Linked DNA regions of Homo sapiens: region 1 is linked to region 2. A link is a contact called in ENCODE Hi-C or POLR2A ChIA-PET data. All regions are on one chromosome and are shown on one strand. Each heading gives the region's core, a stretch centred on a gene start or an enhancer-like site at or near the end of the contact. The rest is flanking DNA. Distances are from core to core; before and after follow the strand shown. Region 1 overlaps GPATCH2L (G-patch domain containing 2 like). Region 2 holds the start of FLVCR2 (FLVCR choline and putative heme transporter 2).

Region 1 (5,448 bases), core at 261-2,760, 620 kb before region 2:
TGCACTCTAACCTGAGTGACAGATCAAGAACCTGTCTCTAGGAAACAACAACAACAACAACAACAACAAAAGGCAACACAGGAGTTTTGTTCCTTTAAAATACTGCATCTGAAAAAAATCTAAAATTCCTTTAAACTCGTAATTAAAACTAACTTTTTATTATGATCCTCACAGAAGCAGATAATGTTCTGACTTCTGCCCATCGTGGAAAACACACTAAACTAGGATTCAGACAGGCCATTTGTGTAGCCAGCTGGGAAAAATCAGAACCCTGAAATAAATAACAACTGTTTAACTCAGCTTTAGTTATTACTTTTGAGCAGATCAAATACATGAGCTCAAGGATCATCCTCAAAGTAAGTCATAGTTCAGAGTTTTTTCAACACTGATTACAAAACCTCATTTTTGAAACTACGTAACTTCTTTGAAAGATAACAGATTTTTCTTAACTTACGACATTATACACTGTGCCGCATATAAAGAAACTTTAAGATTCAAAATACACTCATTTCTAAGGCTATCCTCTGGAACTGGTTAATACAGAAAGCAAGCAGAATACACTGATTAATAATTCCTTAAACATGCACGTACAGCACCTTAAAATGAGGAGCACAATTTACAACCCTGTGTTGGAAAGTATTTGTGTGCTTAATATTCTGTTCTCTCAGGCAACTAATTTTCTCCCCATTTATTACAGGTAGATGTTGCATTCTTGGGTAATCCCTGTTGAAAGTATTCAAAATGTGTAGAAAAGCATGCCCAAGAAAGATAATAAATATTCATGGTATACTGTTTCATAAATAAGCATCTCAGACTGACTCAGGTCTATCACTGAAAAACAAGAGATTATAACCCAGGGCAGAGAAAATCTGAAAGTCTGGGATTCTAGTCCTGGCTTAGTTATGTGATTTGGAGCAAGTCACTCAACTCTGTGGCTGTTTTCATCTCCTTAAAATGGCATGACTTCGTAGAGATGTTTGAAATGTAAATAATGTTGTATATAAAAATTATTTTTAATCATAGGTAGAAAGGCAGACTATTAGGAAACAAGTTATATAGAAAAAATGTGGGAACACCTTGGCCACCTGACCTTTGGAGGTTTTCACTAATAGGCCATGATCATGGGACCAATCACTGCATGAGTCATAGAGCTTGACACAAACAAAAAATTACGTCCACAGATTTCTCTCAAACCCAACCAAGTATGTTAAAAATATATGCCACGGGTCACTATGGTGACAATGCACATGACAACAAAATCTAACCTCATCACTAGAACAATTCAGTGGTACGATTTTATATTCAACAGACATTACATTTTCTATACTTCTACGGGTGCAGCCCACAGGGAAGGGAAGTGCAGCCTGGGAAGTCCCTGTAAGCACACACACTGCTGCATGAGAGCCAGGGGTGACTCAGAGGCATGCTGGGCCAGCTTCAGCACTCTCCCATCCCATCATCTCCACTCCTGTAAGCACACACACTGCTGCATGAGAACCAGAGGCAACTAAGAGGCATGCTGGGCCGGCTTCAGCACTCTCCCACACTACTGCATGAGAACCAGGGGTGGAACATCCCTGTGAGCACACACACACTGCTGCGTGAGAACCAGAGGCGACTCACAGGTCTGCTGGGCTGGTTTCAGCACTTTCCCGTCCCATCATCTACACCTGCTCTCCCTCTACCATATTCCTGATTATGAACAATTGATATGTTCTCAGTCTTAAAGTGCCATGTAAACTTAGCTTCAAGTCCCCTTTTCCAACTAGATTCATGCCCACCCACCTCCCTTTGATAAAGAAATCTGGAGTTTCCATTGATAAGGACTATAATTTTAAAAGCAACCCGTCATTACACTTCGTATGGGAAACAGGGGCAATCGCACTTTGGGGGAAGGAGGTGCTGCCCCATTCAGCACCTATTTAAGACAGAAAATAAGCAGATGCATGAGTGGGAGTCCCTCTACAATGTGACCAGAGCAGGGAGCACTTCACCAAGAGCTTCTATGTATTTCAGAGTAAACGCACTCATTGGTATAAAAAAAAGAGCCCTTCTGTCAGCTAGGCCCCTGAATGAATGACAGACACTCCTGATAATATTTTCTAGAAAGCGTGGCTTCTCTCCAGCAGCTCCAGGCCATCACTTATTTCTCATTTTGACAAAGTAGCATCCAACTTCAGGCACGACTGTATATATAACTCCACATGCAGCTGAGCCATCATAAACACGCCAAGTATAAAGGCATGTCAAAAAGACATTTTACTTCCCCAAAGCATGGCCCCAAGAAGCCATTATTATAATAGAGTATGAATTTCTGCTGCAGGTTATTAGCCTATAATACTAACAATAAAGTCCTGCTTAGGACATAAAGGCTTACACTGGGACATGAAGTAGTAAGACACAATCCACTGACTATTTTAAATTTGCTGTACACCTAAACCATCTTCTCCATTATACCAATCTGTGTGTGTGTGTGTGTGTGTGTGTGTATACACACGTCCTCTTTCAGTAGAACATAAACTCTGAAGATGAGGTAAAATACAATACAGCTGCTGCTGCTGATGAGCTGTCTGAGTTTCTGCAGACAATCTGCAAAAAAATGGAAGTTCTCAAGGCCCAGTTGCTGGTGTCTCTTTTGAGGCCCCAAAACTTGGTTGATTTATCTTATTGGCACTCTGCATGAATCAAGAGTAGGCTCAAAGGCAAGCCTTATCTCCTGCGAACACAATTCCATACAGGTCTCAACTCAATATTTAAATTTGTTTGGAACTGGCTACAAATTTGGAACTTCCTCAAATGATATTAAAAGCTCTACACAAAAGGTATGCAGAAGCAGTTACTGGTTTTTCAAGAACAAAGACAACTGCAAAAAAGCAACAGTTCTGTAAATGGAGCTGTAGTAAATGTTGAGACAGCAATAACAAGGTAACAAATAGAGCAGAGGATGACCTTTTTGTAAAAAATTGCTGCCTCAATATTTCACTATTTAAAAAAAAGATTCCCACAACATGATCTTCTGAGAGAAAGAATCCACTGCTGTGTTTGAAAGAGGAGTTGGTTCTGGTGGTGAAAGGACTGGGAATGTCGATTAAGATATGCAAGACTATCTAACACAAAGTCCAACATTTGCTTCAGCAACACCCAGTCAGCTCCTGGAGGGTGAAGTCCTGCTCTCTAGCTGTATCCAGGGCTCTTTTCTTGTGGCATTTTAAAAAATGTAGCAGTAGTTGCGTCTGTGGCTTTCTCTGCTGCAGAGGTCCTCACCAACCACTCAGAGCTGGGTGATTTGGGGGCTTGTGATGCTGGTGTGGTTGGCTCCACTGCATCCATGTGAACTAGTAAGGTTACAACAGAGAGGAGCAAAACATCAAGGGGAGATAAATTAGAATAAGACAAATTAGAATGAGAGATACTTAGAAAAAAAATTTTCTTAATCCTTATACTTCATGTCCTAGTAACCCAAGTGGCCACGTAAGGTATCTCTTTCTTCTCTACAAAAAAGTAAAGACAAGATTTAAATAAGATAGTATTTCCTAATCTGAGAAAATGGGTTCAACTGAACAAATAAATTCAGTAGCACGCATTCATAATGTAGTAAAAATCACTTATTACGTACTTATGTGTGTATTGCTTAAACAATGAATACTCATGATCTTGTTAATGCAAACCCTTACTCATAGATGCTCATAGAGATGACTCATAGTGATCTCCACTTTCTAGATCAGGGAGCTAAGGTATACAGAGATCAGATAAATTGTTCAGGGATAAAACAGAGCTGGTTAAATATCAAGATTCAAGCACACATACTGGACTCTAAACCCCACGCTCTTCCTGCCACAACCCATGCCTCCGATAGGGCAGTGTTACCAATAAATATATACCATACAACAAGGAAAATGGTAGAAAAAGAGCACAATCAGGCCCAATATTTTTCAATAAGATCACTAAAGACATTCTGGACAGGAGACATGGCTTGTGCAGGGCTGTCTTGTATACTTCAGAACACTTACCGATCTGGATCCTATCTGCTGAATGCCAGGAACACTCCCCAGTCATTGTGACAAACAAACATTTACTTCACATTTCCAAATGCCCCTGAGTGGAGTGGCACAAACCACCATCATCTCTACCCACTCTGCTGAGAACAAATATATACTAAAATATGGCAAAATCTAGGGAAGTTTGGATTTTACCGTCACCCAATAATTCCAGTCCCAGAAACGTAACCTAAAACAGTAATTTTCAAATTGTGGATCACAAAATCAATTTAGTGGGTCATGGCCATTACTTTTTTTACTCAATGAAAAAAATAGAAAGTATCGGCATGTACCCAAGATTTATTTCAGATTTACATGTACAACCAACGCACATATTCAAACATGAATTTCTTATTGTGGGCTAATGTAAAAATATCTTGAAAGCTGTTACTCTATATACAAGAGTTTCTTGAGGGCAACAGCTTTCAAACATTTTGGAACGTCACCACAGCAGCAGGAAATACATTTGACAACTCAAATCTCTCTCTTTTTCTCTCTCATACACACACACTCACAACAAACTCAGGCACATATACTCACTCATATTTAACTGGTAATAAATTTCAAAAAACTGTACCTACATGGTCACCAAACTGCAGTGAAAAAAGCACTACCCTAGAAAAACTTTTTTGCTATTTTTTATTATAGTAAAATATACATAAAATTTGCTATCTTATCCATTTTTAACTGTACAGTTCAGTCGCATTAAGTACATTCACACTGTTGTATAACTGTCACCACTATTTATCACCAGGACTTTTTCATCATCTCAAATGGAAACTCTGTACCCATTAAACAATAACTCCCCCCATTTCCCTCTTCCCCTAGCCCCTGGCAACCACTATGTTCCTTTCTGTTTGTATGAAGTTGACTATTCTAGTAGCTTATAAAAGTGGAATCACACAATATTTCTCCTTTTGTGTCTAACTTATTTGACTTAGCAAATGTCTTCATCCAATTTGTAGCACATGGCAGAGTTTCATTCTGAATAAGAAAGGCTTTCAAGCTACATAATATTCCATTGTATATATACGGCAAATTGTGTTCATCCATTCATCCAGCAATGGACATGTGATTTGTTTCCACCTTGACGACTGTGAATAATGCTGCTGTAAACAAAGGTATGCAAAAATCTATTTTGAGTCTCTGCTTTTCATTCTTTTGGGTATATGCACAGAAACAGAACTGCTGGATCATATGGTAGTTTTGTGTTTAACTTTTTGAGGAACTGTTTTTTTACATGCTGTTTTCCACAGCAATGCATGATTTTACCTTCCCACAAGCACTACACAAGGGTTCCAATTTCTCCACATCTGCACCAACACCTGATGTTCTCTGTTTTTTGATATAGCCATCCTAATGAGCAGGAAGTGGCCTAAAAGAATGTTTGCACTTGTTCTCTCAGAGAACA
Region 2 (5,845 bases), core at 2,680-5,179:
TCCGTGTGGCAGCCGCCACTGCCCTAATACTTTTAGAGGCCCTCAAAATCACAAACTATGCTCAACTCACTCTCTACAGTTCTCATAACTTCCAAAATCTATTTTCTTCCTCACACCTGATGCATATACTTTCTGCCCCCCTCCACTACCTCTCAGCAAGCCAAACTCATTGCCTTAACTCGAGCCCTCACTCTTGCGAAGGGACTACATGTCAATATTTATACTGACTCTAAATAGGCCTTCCATATCCTACACCACCATGCTGTTATATGGGCTGAAAGAGGTTTCCTCACTATGCAAGGGTCCTCCATCATTAATGCCTCCTTAATAAAAACTCTTCTCAAGGCTGCTTTACTTCCAAAGGAAGCTGGAGTCATACACTGCAAGGGCCATCAAAAGGCATCAGATCTCATCACTCAGGGCAATGCTTATGCTGATATGGTAGCTAAAGAAGCAGCTAGCATTACAACTTCTGTCCCTCACGGCCAGTTTTTCTCCTTCTCATCGGTCACTCCCACCTACTCTCCCACTGAAACTTCAACCTACCAATCTCTTCCCACACAAGGCAAACGGTTCTTGGACCAAGGAAAATATCTCCTTTCAGCCTCACAGGCCCATTCTATTCTGTTGTCATTTCATAACCTCTTCCATGTGGGTTCCCGCCTCTTAGAACCTCTCATTTCCTTTCCATCATGGAAATCTATCCTAAAGGAAATCACTTCTCAGTGTTCCATTTGCTATTCTACTACTCCTCAGGGATTGTTCAGGCCCCCTCCCTTCCCTACATATCAAGCTTGGGGATTTGCCCCCGCCCAGGACTGGCAAATTGACTTTACTCACATGCCCCGAGTCAGGAAACTAAAATACCTCTTGGTCTGGGTAGACACTTTCACTGGATGGGTAGAGGCCTTTCCCACAGGGTCTGAGAAGGCCACTGCGGTCATTTCTTCCCTTCTGTCAGACATAATTCCTCAGTTTGGCCTTCCCACCTCTATACAGTCCAATAACGGACCAGCCTTTACTAGTGGAATCACCCAAGCAGTTTCTCAGGCTCTTGGTATTCAGTAAAACCTTCATACCCCTTACCGTCCTCAATCTTCAAGAAAGGTAGAATGGACTAACGGTCTTTTAAAAACACACCTCACCAAGCTCAGCTTCAAACTTAAAAAAGAGGACTCTGTCAAGAATAGAGCCCAAAAACTCACCAAACAAACAAGTAATTATGCTAAATCCCCTTGGACCCCTTTGGACACTCTCTAATTAGATGTCCTAGGTCCTCCCAATTCTTAGTCCTTTAATACCTGTTTTTCTCCTTCTCTTTTTCAGACCTTGTGTCTTCCGTTTAGTTTCTCAATTCATACAAAACCGCATCCAGGCCATCACCAATCATTCTATACGACCAATGTTTCTTCTAACAACCCCACAGTATCACCCCTTACCCCAAAACCGTTCTTCAGCTGAGTCTCTCCCACTGTAGGTTCCCACGCTGCCCCTAATCCCGCTCGAAGCAGTCCTGAGAAACATCTCCCATTATCTCTCCATACCACCCCCAAAATTTTTCGCTGCTCCAACACTTCACTATTTTGTTTTGCTTTTCTTATTAATATAAGAAGACAGGAATGTCAGGCCTCTGAGCCCAAGCTAAGCCATCCTATCCCCTGTGACCTGCATGCTTCAGGCAATCCAGATTGCCTGAAGCAACTGAAGATCCACAAAAAAAGTGAAAATAGCCTTAACTGATTTCATTCCACCATTGTGATTTGTTTCGCCCCACCCTAATTGATCAATGTACTTTGTAATTTCCCCCACCCTTAAGAAGGCTCTTTGTAATTCTCCCCACCCTTGAGAATGTACTTTGAGATCCACCCTGTCTGAAAAACATTGCTCCTAACTCCACCACCTATCCCAAAACCTATAAGAACTGATGATAATCCACCACCCTTTGCTGACTCCTTTTTCAGACTCAGCCTGCTTACACCCAGGTGAAATAAACAGCCTTGTTGCTCACACAAAGCCTGTTTGGTGGTCTCTTCACATGGACGTGTGAGACAGGATTACCAATCCTTTGTTAAACACACAGCCAGGACTGTACGTGCTTGGAAAGATGCGAGACTGGGAGGCAGTGGTCTGGCTAAAGGACGTTTGCTTTAAATATTCCCATAAATATTTGCTTCGAGTATTTGGAGACGGCATTCAGGTTCACAACCTGCCCAGCTTTCTGGATCATAACCACATTGAGATGCAAAGAATTTGAGCTTCTCCTTCCAATAAGAAAGAAAGAGAAAAAGATTAAGACATGAACTACCCTTTCTAGGCCATGGAAACTCAGAGTGAGATTTCTACTCCATCCTGCTGGACTTGGCTCTAAATCCCAGGCAAGGAGTTTGGCACAAAGCACTGCTCCCACTGTCCTGGCTTCAGCTGTGTGTAAAACAAGGTAAAAGCAGTGCCAAACACCACCAGGCATGGCTTTGCAATTCTATGCAGTAGAGGAGATACTGCACTCTAGGAAAGCTGGTTGGTCCAACTGAAAGCACTGCCAAGTTCTGATGACACCAGAATAGTCTGATGCCCAGGGGCTGCTGCCAGACAGAAGAGCATTCCTGAAATTACAGGTCTAAGTTGGTGGACTGACACAGGTTCGAGAACGACACAGCGAAGGTATAGTATGTTCTAGAAGCATGCTTTTGGCTGGGGCAAGAGCAACTGTGGATGAAAGAGCAGGTCCCCCTGCTTTTGTTTCCCGCCTCTCTTACAGCATCACAATCACTGCCTGTCACACCCAGTTACTGTCACCCAGAGTCACAAACACTGTTGGACAATCAGCAAATTATAGCCTACCACACCCAATAGTTAGGTGCAATCTAACACACGCCCCTGGGAACATTCACAAACTGTTCTACCTACCTGATTGCCAAAGACAGCCACGGAGCAGGCTGTTGAAACCTCATTAGCCCCGAACCAGACGGAAGCGATGCGGGAGGGCATGCCCAGGATGAAAACCTGGGCCACAGAGCAGATGAGCTGGCCCACCACGGTGACCGGAAAGAGATGCGGCTTCAGGCTGCCCAGCTTCACCCAGGCCCCCAGGCAGTTGAGAGCCGAGCCAGTGAGAGCAATGGTGCGCAGGCCGAACTTCTCCAGCAGCCAAGCCACTGGCAGGAGCAGAGGGATGTAAGTCAGCATGTAGCACATGGACAGCCAGTCAATGGCAAAGGCACTGACACCGTAGAAGTGCATGAAGATGTTATTGATGGAGCCGTACTGGATCCACTGAAAGGAGTTGCACATGGAGTAGCAGCTAAACACCAGGACCACGGCCCAACGGCGCCTGCTCACCTTGATCACGCTGAGGTCCTCAGGGCCCGAGCTACTGGGGTGAGCCAAGCCACTGGGTTGGGCTAAGGCACTGGGGTGGGCCGAACTGCTGGGGTGGACAGAGACGCTGGGGTTGATGGAGACGCTGGGATGGACCGAGACGCTGGGATGGACCGAGACGCTGGGGTCCGCTTGGAGTGCGGACTCCGGCACAGGGGTGTCATCGCTCTCTTCCTGGTTGGGACCTTCATTCACCATCGCCACAGTCTCCTCTGGAATCCTGGAGAAGTGGTGAGGACTCCGGCAGTCTTAAGGGACAGTGGCCTCTGCTGGTCTCTTAGAGTTGAAAGGACACTTGCCTATTCCAGAAGAAACAGAGACTAGAGGCTGCGTAAAAGCCTCAAGTGGGGCTTCCTGTGCTCACCTCCAAGCTCCTGCTCCCACTTTTGCTTGGGGCTCTCTGTTGCCACCCGCGGCGATCGCTGTCCCAAGGCCGGCCGCACACGCCGCAGCCGGCTCCGGACCGCTCCTGCCTTGGGTCTCCCCACGAGGCGTTCCTTGTGCAGGAAAAGTTCTCTCCTTGCGCAGCCACTTCGCCCGCAGAGTCCTCTCCCGGGCCAGCTTGGGGCCTCGCCCAGTCGGGCACACGTGACCGCCCCGCCCCCGTCCTGCCTGGCTTCTTCCGCCCCCAACCCCCCCGCCACCACTCCACCCCCGACCCAGTGTCTCTTGCCTTCTCGAGCCCGGTCCTCCGGGCAGAGCAGTTGTTTCGCCACAGCTTGCGGGATGCATTCCTCCCCCACGCCCCGGGCGCCATGGAAACCGCCCGGTTAACCCCCACCCTTTGCACTGCCCCTCATATTCATTTGCCACCCGCTATCAGCGGACCCTGCAAGAAGATCCGCCTTCCCGAAGTAATGCCCAAAATAGAGCCTCTCCGGTGCCTGTCCGCATGCCCTGCGCGCGTGCACCAAAGCCCGGCGCCACCTAAGTGTTCTGGGGAATTCAAGAGGGATTCCCCAACTTTCTCCCCCTTGGCTTAGGCTCCCAGCCCTTTGCTGAACTAAAGAGAGATTTGTAGATTTCCCGGGCTGGTTGCGCTCCTGGGTTAAAGGGGAGTTACAGAAAACTCGCTTTACTCGCTTCTTTCCCTGCGGACGTGGTTTTGTCTTGGGGAGGTTAGATTTGAACCTGTTATGTGGGGCTATTTTTCCTGATGGATTCTGGGCGAAGACCCTAGGGTGCGGGGGAGGGAAAGGAGAGTTTGAAGAAGCCGAAGAAGCTGTCCGCGGTTGTGTGATGGAACGCTTAGCACAGAGCTGGCTCCGGGCTTGGTCTTGGAAGCGGTCTTTGAACTCAAGCAGCCCTAGTCTGCCACCTGCCGGTCCTAGCCCATTTCAAAGGGCAAACCCTCGACTCGTTGCACTGACCTCTGTCCTTGGCGAGGGATCCTGGTAAGGAGCCCAAATTCTCCCTGAGTTCAAACACCAGCTTAGCTACAATGAGGTGCCACTGTAGACCAAGGAACTCCACCTCTCTGCGCTTCAGTTTCTTCATCTGTAAAATGGAAATGATGAAATAATAGTACCTACCTCACCGTGTTGTTCTGAGACTTGAATGAATTAATACACGAATGCACTTAGAAAATTCCTGCCACATAGTAAGCATTCCGCGAATGCTGGCTATCCTAGCAAAAAGCTAACATTTGTTGTACAGTGCTAAACAAATTGAATGCATTAGCTCATTTATGCATCACAAGAATTCTGTGATAAAGTTACTATTGCTGGCCTAAATTTTATAGACAAGAAAACCCAGACTCAGAGAAGTGAAGTAACTTCTTTCTGAAGGTCCCAGCTGGCAAGAAGAGCCATAATTCTCGTTCAAGTCTGTAATCATTCAAGCTGTAGCCTAGCTATTCAAGCACAGTCTGTGGTTAGCAGCGTGGGCACCTGTGGGAGCTTTTTAGAAGGCCAGAATCCCCTCCAGTGTTAAGGCCTTAAAAAACAAAACGGCAACCACAAAACAACCAAGAAGGTTGTCAGGCCCAACCTAGACCCACTGAATTGAAAGCTGCATTTTAACAAGATGCCCAGGAGATTCATTTGTTTACACATTAAATTTTGAGAGCTACTGGGCATCACTGCTTCTTTATTTTTTTTTTCTTTGTTAAACTTCAGACCAGAAAATGAATAACTTGAAGCTCTGGGAAGTGGCTCTCCATTTTGTCTGCACATTAGAATCATATGAAGAAACTCTTAATATCCCAAGTGTTCGGGCAACACCCCATTTAGCGATCTCCGAGGGTGGACCTGAACATCTGCATGTCACAAGCTCCGCTGGTCATCCAAACGTGCAGCCAAGTTAGAACCACTGATTCCCAGGAGAGAACTAGATTCAAATGATCACTCCCTGCTTGAAGGCACCTACTTTTTGGTAGAAACTATAGAGTCTTGGATTATAATGGAATATTTGGAGAGGGAGTTCAGACTCAGATCTAAGAATTTCTACAGTAATTTAACATCTCGTA

What was found. Hi-C counts contacts between places; a loop is a spot of excess contacts on that map. ChIA-PET counts read pairs that join two places held with the same protein, here RNA polymerase II (POLR2A).
Region 1: a map of PC-9 shows a loop between it and region 2 (4-fold over the local background). The contact joins the enhancer-like site here to the promoter of FLVCR2 in region 2. A Hi-C loop is called at or near these places in 1 of 168 maps with a recorded cell type or tissue (PC-9). POLR2A ChIA-PET finds 5 or more read pairs at or near these places in 1 of 52 experiments (PC-9).

Annotation. Positions count from the first base shown.
Region 1 is chr14:76,199,578-76,205,025 of GRCh38, reverse strand. It overlaps GPATCH2L (G-patch domain containing 2 like), which reads right to left. Exons shown (of 10, transcript NM_017926.4): 10 at 1-3,335. The coding sequence ends at 3,175. Among named protein-coding and RNA genes, the nearest start is that of GPATCH2L, 50 kb to the right of the region's middle. RefSeq lists an enhancer at 1,303-1,732. Within about 2 kb of position 1,510, at least 6 of the 41 ENCODE cell types and tissues checked have a DNase peak (open chromatin) inside an H3K27ac peak, as active enhancers do; they include PC-9, where a contact is called at or near this core.
Region 2 is chr14:75,576,704-75,582,548 of GRCh38, reverse strand. FLVCR2 (FLVCR choline and putative heme transporter 2) reads right to left here and starts at 3,929. Exons shown (of 10, transcript NM_017791.3): 1 at 2,908-3,929. The coding sequence starts at 3,576. It overlaps FLVCR2-AS1 (FLVCR2 antisense RNA 1), which reads left to right and starts at 2,961. Exons shown (of 3, transcript NR_110552.1): 1 at 2,961-4,772. RefSeq lists a silencer at 3,984-4,053 and an enhancer at 4,764-4,823.